Linked DNA regions of Homo sapiens: region 2 is linked to region 1. Evidence: chromatin contacts called from ENCODE Hi-C or POLR2A ChIA-PET data. All regions are on one chromosome and are shown on one strand. Each heading gives the region's core, a stretch centred on a gene start or an enhancer-like site at or near the end of the contact. The rest is flanking DNA. Distances are from core to core; before and after follow the strand shown.

Region 1 (4,483 bases), core at 1,329-3,828:
TACATAAATTCATGAGATCTCTGGACCTAGAGACAGACAGACAGATGGAGGGACAGATGGGAGTAGAGAGTTTGTTCTTGATGGGACAGACATATTATTAGCAAACTACCTTTCTACGTTTCTCAGTCCACCCCACTCCCTAAGACACTGTCACACTCTTTTCCCTGTACCAGAATTAAGGTGAGGGTATGGAGTAAATGACAGGGATGGTGGGAAAGGTGGCTGGAAAAGGAGAGACTGAGGATCCTCATCCTCCAGACTGGTCACTGGTCCTTACTGGATGCACACTGGTCTCCACCAACCCACTCTAGAGGTCTACCCAGGCAGTCCCCACACTCTTACCAGTCTATACTGATCAGGAGCAATCTCCTCTTTGTTTCTTTGCTTCCAGTGATCTTAAGCCCTGCAGCAGACATGCAGGCAGATCTATGGACAAGTAAACAAACAGTAGGTAATGGAAACCGAGTCCCTGGTAGAACAGACAAGCAACCTGATCCCTGACCCCAATGTCTGCCTCGCCAGAGCCCAGGTTCTATATACTAATGTGTACCATCTCATGGTCCCCCCATCAAGTCTTCCCCCAGTCATACTCCAGCCCACCCTTACCCCCATATTCCTATCATTTCCTGCACTGAAATCCACAGGAGGCATGGCAGCACTGTGGCAATCCAGCACTCCACTGAGACCCTCTTAAATCTCACCCACCTCCTATGCCCACCCTCTCTTGTCATCCCCAGAGACTACCCCCACTTCACACCAACCTCCATGCTTCTAGATTGATCTCCTCCTCTTTCCCTTGCTTCCAATGGTAAACAGCCCTACTGCAGGCCTATGGGAAGACCTTGGAACAGATGGAGAAAAAGAAGAGAGTGGATGTTAAGTACTTGTGACACTTACCATCTAAGACATAGGTCCCTGTACCTGCCTGCCTGGATTTAGAGACCCATTTGCTGGCAGAAAAAAAAAAAAAAAAAAGCCTGGGGCTTCCCCAGCACTGAAATGGGAAGGATGGAAAAGGGAGGCAGGAAAAGTAAAAGGCAACAGACAGAGGCACGTTATTTTATTTTATTTTATTTTATTTTATTTATTTTATTTTTTATTTATTTTGAGACAGAGCCCCACTCTGTCACCCAGGCTGGATTGCAGTGGCAAGATCATGGCTCACCACAGTCTCGACCTCCCAGGCTCAAAAGATCCTCCCACCTCAGCCTCCCAAGTAGCAGGAACTACAGACTGTGCCACCATACCCAGCTAATTTTTAAATTATATGTAGAGATGAAGTCTCGCTATGTTGCCCAGGCTGGTCTTGAACACCTGAGCTCAAGCAATCCTCTTGCTTGGGTCTCTCAAAGTGCTGGGATTACAGGCAAGAGCTACTAGGCCCAACAAGGCAAATTATTTTAAAACCACCTGTAGGGTTCTAGGGATTTCCCCAAAAGCCCACCATTTCCTTCACCAAGATGGTCAGGTAGGTAGAGGGATCTGGAAAACTGAAGGATGGCAGGAGAGATGGGAGACCCCAGATCCCATACTCTAGAACCACAACCTACTGCTGTCCACGTCCCTTTCAACCTATCTCTAGGAGTCTCCAGCAGAAGAGAAAAGCTATAGGGGAAGCCTTTTGCTTCTACAAAATCACTATCCTTCCCCACCAAAGGCTATCTAAAAAATAATAATAATAATAATATTCTTTAATATAATTTATCTTTTTCTCAATATTATCTGAAATGCAAATAAAAGCATCTGTAGAAAAGTTTGCTGTCTTCATTGGTCTTCAACATACAATTTAAAAGTCCTAAGCTTGGTAAGTAAAATGCAGTTTAGGGAAAGTCCCCAAGCTAGCCCCACCCCACATCCCATTCAGACAGCCGCACCTAAGTTCCTGTCATAGAATTCATATGGAACTCCAATGGTTTAGATAGTGTCTGTACTCACACTAACCTCCTTGATCCAGTGCAGTTTTCTCCTCTCCTTCCTTTCTCCTCGCCGCAAACAGTGCTACACCGAACTACTGTCCGACAGACAGGAGAGAGTAAAACCACTTAGTGTTGGTCTAGAGCCCAGGACATAGATCCCAATACTCGCCTTTCCGGGTTCAGGAACCTGGTTATCAAACGTCCCTCCCCACAGTCTGAGACACCACCCTTACCAACCCCACCGTCCAGTCTCTAAGGCCCACCATTTTCTCTGCAAACGCCACCGTGGCGCATCCCTTCCACTAAATTGAGCAGGAAGCGAGCGGACATGTGTGGCCAGTGATTAGAGCGATGGGCATCTCAATCTCTGTATTTCCCTCTGGCAGAGACAATCTCCCCACAAATCAAAGCCCACGGTTCGCCTGCACAGATGTAGGCGGGGGCAAGGGGGCTAGGGAGAATCAGAGGCAAAGGCTCCTCGAACTTGAGGCAGCATAGACCACCGCCCCCTCAAGCCCCGTAACCGCTGCCGGGGTCAGTGAGCTTCTGCCGGCCTGGCCAGGGCGCGCGGGCCCCAGGGCCCTTACCTGCTCCGCTTTCCCCGGGCCCGATGCCAGCCCGCCGAGCGCAGGGCAGCGGGGAGCTGGTAGCCAGATGCGAGTGACGACTGCAACGAAGGCTGCGTAGCTCTGCAGCTCCGGGTCACGTGAGGACCGCGCGTCACCGCCGAGCTCGCCCTCCTCCCCAGCACCCCCTACCACCCACCAAGGGCCGGCGGCCAGTCACCAGGAACTCCCCCCTCCTCCACTCCGCACGCACAGACATCCCCGTTCTCTGGTCTGTGCTCGGTGCCCCAGTGCGCACGCGTTGTCACTCATCTCCGTCCTCTCCAATCTGAGGGCCCACAAGTGGCATCATCGCCTTGTGGTTGGAGTTTACCCATCTTCAGTTACAGGGGAGGGTCTGCATCCCCCTACCCACTCCCGGCCCTTGGCTGTGGCCTTTTATGTTTCTTCTTTGAGTAATCACTTATTTCTCTCTTAGACTATAAGACCAGCACTCCCCACCCGCCCCCTACACGACCTGCCCTCTCTAAGTACAATGCCTGCACCAAATGGGCTGTGGAAGGGGGTATCAGGAAGGAAAGCAGAAGGTGCAAGTAGAGCTTTAATTTTCTTTTTCGTGTTCCTTTTTTTTCTTTTAATATGACATTCTTTTCTAATATTGTAATCAGAAAATACAGTATAGCCATTTTCATTTGACACAAAAAATATTCAGGGTGTAAAAATAACAAAAGACTCATTCTTTTGTTTACATTATTTTGTGCCACATTTTAAAATGTCTTCTGTTACTGCAAACTATTTTACAGCTTTCAAAATTGACTAGTAATTCTTGACATTTTAAATACAAAATTGTCCTAAACAAAACCAGCACGTATTCAATATGATCTATAAGTTAATCTTTGGAAAGACATTTCGTTTTCTAATATTGACAATTTTACACAGGTGATTTGTAACTTTTGAAGTTCTGGCTGAACTCAGCATCTTTTTTCAGGTGTCTAAGACCTTCTTCAGAGAAGACTTCTAGAGGATATATTTAAGACCCAACTCCTGATGAGCCTAGTGCTTTACTAGTGACTTACCAAATTAACCTGCTTTACTAGTGACTTCCCAAATTAACCTGTTTTCCATTCAAGGGGCTTTATTTGGATTTTACATAAGCATGTAATCAGATCAGCCTCACCACACCCATGGAACAACCAACTGCTAGAGCTTGGATGGAAAGGAGACTTAACAGGTGGAATTTTCATCCGTCGTAACACTTGAGATCTCGCCGGTGTCTGCCATTCATGTACTACATACTACCCTAGCAGTGGCGAGTGTTCAATATTTTCCAGTGGAGATGGTGGTGAGGGTCTGTGGATGACTGTGAATCACTGCAACACACCTGATGTCCGTGTCATTATTTTTTTCCCTCACAAGTGGAAGGGCAATGTACAGGATCCCAAGCAATTGCCAAGAAAAAGAAGTTTTTTCATGTCCTGCCTTGTGTTACAACTTCACTGCACCTCCCATACAAGCCCCTCAGAATAATCCCAAAACTCAGGGACCAAATATGCAGAAGTTAGTCCCCACGCATCCACCTGTCCCCGCTGAGGAGTCATACTCCAAATATAGACCCTCCAGGCAGCCTCTTTCTTAGAACATTGAAATAGGACACCCCAGAGGGAGGGGCTCCACTGTGAGGGGCCCCTGTGTGGAGGAGGCCCTTTCAGGAGCCAAGAAAGGAAGTCCTAGTGCCTTACAATCTTACTAATGGCTTTTCAGAACTCAATTGAAAGTGACGAACTTACTTTCTCCACCAAAGGAAAATATTGATAAATTAATTGCATACAAATTTTAAACTTTGGTAAAGTAAAAAAAAAAAACCATAAACATTGACTGTCAAAAGGCTAACTTGTAATAATCTAAAAGCTCTTACAGATCATTAGTAAAATGATAAACAACCCAATAGAAAAATGTGCCAAAAGACATGAACAGATTTGTTCACAGAAAAGAAATAGATTA
Region 2 (3,954 bases), core at 1,275-3,774, 450 kb before region 1:
TGGGTAAATTATTGAACCACAAAAAACAACATAAAGATAAGTGTTTAAAAGCCCAGAACTCCAAGTCTCTCTAACTGGTTATTCAGCTCTAGCCAACTGTAGCCATTCAGGAATGCACAGCCAGTACTGCCAAATCTTCATGTTGTTAAGAGACTTTTATTTTGCATGAAATACCCCTTTCAAATGTTGATGAGGTCATGAATAAACAATTGTGTACGTAGAAGAAAACATATCATAAGCCAGATCTAGGGACTTAGAGACCTGGGCCTAGGGATCCCTGCCTTTCAACTTCTGTCCTAGGACTTTACTGGGCTGGAGCATGAGTCATGGAAAATAAGACGCTGTCTTTTGTCTCAAATGGTCCCAGGTTCTTGAGAAGTACAAAGTATATAATTCATTACAATAAAAATACACACCAGATATAGATGTAGCACAGAAGAAGGTGAAATTAACTCTAAGGAGAGACAGAACAGGTTACTTGGTGAGGTGATGTGTTGTCTGGGTTTCTAAGGGTGTATAGGATTTCATTAGGCAAGTGCCTAATGTGGGGGAAAAGGTGTTTCAGGAAGAGAGAAGAACATATATAGTAACATTACATCATGAAATAACATGGTCTTCACAGGAATCTTTTTTTTTTTTTGAGATGGAGTCTCGCTTTGTCGCCCAGGCTGGAGTGCAGTGGCACAATCTCGACTTACTGCAAGCTCTGCCTCCCAGGTTCAAGCCATTCTCCTGCCTCAGCCTCCTGAGTAGCTGGGACTACAGGCGCCCCCCACCATGCCCAGCTAATTTTTTTGTATTTTTAGTAGAGACAGGGTTTCATTGTGTTAGCCAGGATGGTCTCGATCTCCTGACCTCGTGATCCACCCGCCTCGGCCTCCCAAAGTGCTGGGATTACAGGCGTGAACCACCGCGCCTGGCGGTCTTCACAGGAATCTAAGAAGATTTAGGGATTGCTAAATCAAAGTAAAAGCAGAGGGGAGAGATGGGGACAGTGGAAAGAGATGAGGTCAAAGAGGTGAATGGGGAGACTAACAGGGCAAAACTGTGTCTTTTGACTTTGTCCAATAAGCACTGGACAGCCAGTGACGACTGGCAACAACTTGGTAATAGATTGGAGGGATTGAGATCAGAGGAAAGAAGACCAGTGGGGTGGATGCCATACGTCTGACCATATATCATGAGGACTTGAAATACAGCAACGGATCTAAGACTGGAAAGGAGAGAATACTTAAGGGAGACTTGCACAAAGGCACCAGGAGGTGTGCCCATCAATAAGGAAAAGGGTGAGATATCCTACAGCATCGACAGTGCATAACTACAGCTACAAGCAACAACATAGATGAATCTTAGAATGTTACGTGAAAGAAACAAGTCCCAGGCCAAGCATGGTGGCTCCTTCCTGTAATCCCAGCTACTCCAGAGGCTGAGGTAAGAGTATTGCTTGAGGGAAAAAAAAGCAGAAACAAGTCCCAGAATGCTACCTAGAAAAAGATATAAATATTTGTGAAAATTGAAAACAATCAAAACTAAACAACACTATTTAGGCACATATCTATGTGATAAGAATATATGTTAAAATGCAAAGAAATAATAAATATAAATCAGGATATTGGTCTCTTTGAGAGGAGAGGTTGGGGGGACAAGATGAGATTTAAGTGATCAGTAATATTCTAGTACTTCTATTGGGTGCTGAATTCACAGGAAGTTATTGTAATTAAGATGGGCAGATCGATAGATAGGCAGTCCTTTAAGAGGCCACGGAAACAATGTGTCAGAATGAAAGCTTCTGTTCTATTCTCTGTACTAAGTGCTTTAAGAAAGCCAGGGGCCGGGCGTGGTGGCTCACGCCTGTAATCCCAGCACTTTGGGAGGCCGAGACAGGTGGATCATGAGGTCAGGAATTCAAGACTAGCCTGGCTAACATAGTGAAACCCCATCTCTACTAAAAATACAAAAATTAGCTGGGCATGGTGGCACATGCCTGTAATCCCAGCTACTCGGGACACTGAGGCAAAATTGCTTGAACCAGGACCCGGGAGGCAGAGGTAGCAGTGAGTGAGATCGCACCACTGCACTCCAGCCTGGGCTACAGGGCGAGACTCTCCCTCAAAAAAAAAAAAAAAAAAAAAAAAAAAGAAAGAGAAAAAAAAAGCCAGGTGAAGATATATTTCAGAGATATTTTGGAGGTGAGATCAATAGTTTCCAGACATTTTTTCCTCTTAAATTGGTTTTAGATTAGATCTCCAAAGAAGCCTCACTGTGCGAGGCCCACGTGCTTTCACATCCCGCGCTTTTTGCCCTTTGCCCTTGGCCGTCGTTGCTTCCCCTCCAAAGGGAGGTGGGGTGACGCAAGGCAGTGGGGGAGGGGGAAACGGCCGGCGGGCTTAAAGCTCTCCGATTGGTGGACTGAGGAGCGAGAACGAGGCTCGAGCTGAAGCGTTAAAAAGAGGAACAAAGGGGGTGGGGCTAACGGAAGGCGGGGCTAAAGGAGCTTAACGGAATCGAGACGCAAGTGCAATTGTCCGCGCGCCTCGCTGCGATGGCGGCGGCGCCGAGCACAGTCACCCCGCTGGCGGCGGAGTCTTCCCCTCAGGAAGCTACCGTCTCTGCCGCCTCCTCCTCCTCCTACACCGCCTGCGCGGCAGCGGCGGCGGCGGCGGCGGCGGCGGCAGTAATTGTTCCTGCCTCCTCCGCCACCTCCGCCCCTGCCTGCCCGCCTGCCGGTGGCTGTGGCGACGGCGGCGGCGGCGGCTTTGGCGGCTCCACTATGGCGGCGGCGGGGAGGGGGGGCAGTAGTTTTAAAGTAGACACCCGCCCTTGCCTCAGAGAAGGTGAGTTCCCGTCCCGGGGTGCGGGGGCGGCCCCATCTCCTTCGCTGCCTCTCTTCAGCCCGTCCGAGATTGGGCTGGGCGCGGTTCGCCACTGCCCCACCCCCACCTGCCGTGGCGCAGTAAAGGCCAAGCTCGCCCCGCCCCGCCCCGCCGTATTAGCCCCGAGTGTGCAAGATGGACTGAAGCAGAGAGGGCCTTCCCTACCTCTCCCACCTGTAAAGGATGGGGGCCCCCAGGCAAAAGAATTGCAGGTACTCATGAGGCAGGAGTTTGAAGGGAAAAAAAAATACCACATAATTTCTCTCCCAGCCAGGACACCTTAGTGTGCTGTAGGAAGCTGAGGTGTGATTTGGAAGAGAGAGGAGGCAAGATAGAAGTGCTGTGGGCCAAGAGGGTCAAGGATAAGGGAACGGGGACCGATGGAGAAAGGGGCGGAGATAAAAGAGGAAATACCGAAGAAATAAGGGGGAGTAAACCCCCTTTGGTGTTCAACGTCCTGCAGTGTAGAAACTAGAAGTAGAATATTTACAGAGAGATGGCGTTAGAAATTTGGGCAGGTTACAAGTGTATACTTGAGCTTTAAAGTAGGATCTGTCGGATTTTAGGAAGGTAAGGTCTGGTGGAGGGGACTCTACTAGGGAAAGAGAGGAAGAGAGTGTGGCAGAAGTACAGATTTCAGGAATCACTTTGGAGAGTTTTCTTTGGCTATTTGAGGATGTGACCTAGTAAAGCAAGATTTACAGGTCCATCTTTAAGGTGGTTTGGCTTTAATAAGTTCTGTTGTACCTACCAACACATATTACTCCTAACATAAAAAGATATTTCTTGACTGTATCAATATAAGCGGTATTCACACAAAGTTCTGTATACTTGTAAACAGCCTACTAATAGCAAACTGTAAAATTTGCCATTGAAATGTGTTTTAAAGCAGTTTGGGAAATGTTCTTAGCTGGTGGAGACCATTCCACTGCAGAGCATCCCAGTAAAGCATTTTGCCATGTAAATTTCGTAATTAATTTCCAGAATTTGCTGTGTTACCTTATGTTGCTAACTTGCCTCCAAAGTGAAAGATTGTGGACACCAAAATAGAGGAAAGTAAGTTCCTTTTTCTTAGGAAGAT

Evidence for each region. Hi-C counts contacts between places; a loop is a spot of excess contacts on that map. ChIA-PET counts read pairs that join two places held with the same protein, here RNA polymerase II (POLR2A). Pooled maps may share reads with other maps.
Region 2: a pooled map shows a loop between it and region 1 (6-fold over the local background). The contact joins the promoter of ZMAT1 here to the promoter of ARMCX4 in region 1. A Hi-C loop is called at or near these places in 2 of 37 single-sample maps with no recorded cell type and 6 of 50 pooled maps. POLR2A ChIA-PET finds 5 or more read pairs at or near these places in 1 of 52 experiments (CD4-positive, alpha-beta T cell).

The regions. Positions count from the first base shown.
Region 1 is chrX:101,483,551-101,488,033 of GRCh38, reverse strand. It overlaps ARMCX4 (armadillo repeat containing X-linked 4), which reads right to left and starts at 2,578. Exons shown (of 6, transcript NM_001256155.3): 1 at 2,504-2,578; 2 at 1,942-2,011; 3 at 762-841; 4 at 343-426.
Region 2 is chrX:101,930,597-101,934,550 of GRCh38, reverse strand. ZMAT1 (zinc finger matrin-type 1) reads left to right here and starts at 2,524. Exons shown (of 6, transcript NM_001394560.1): 1 at 2,524-2,834. The coding sequence starts at 2,543. RefSeq lists an enhancer at 2,245-2,745.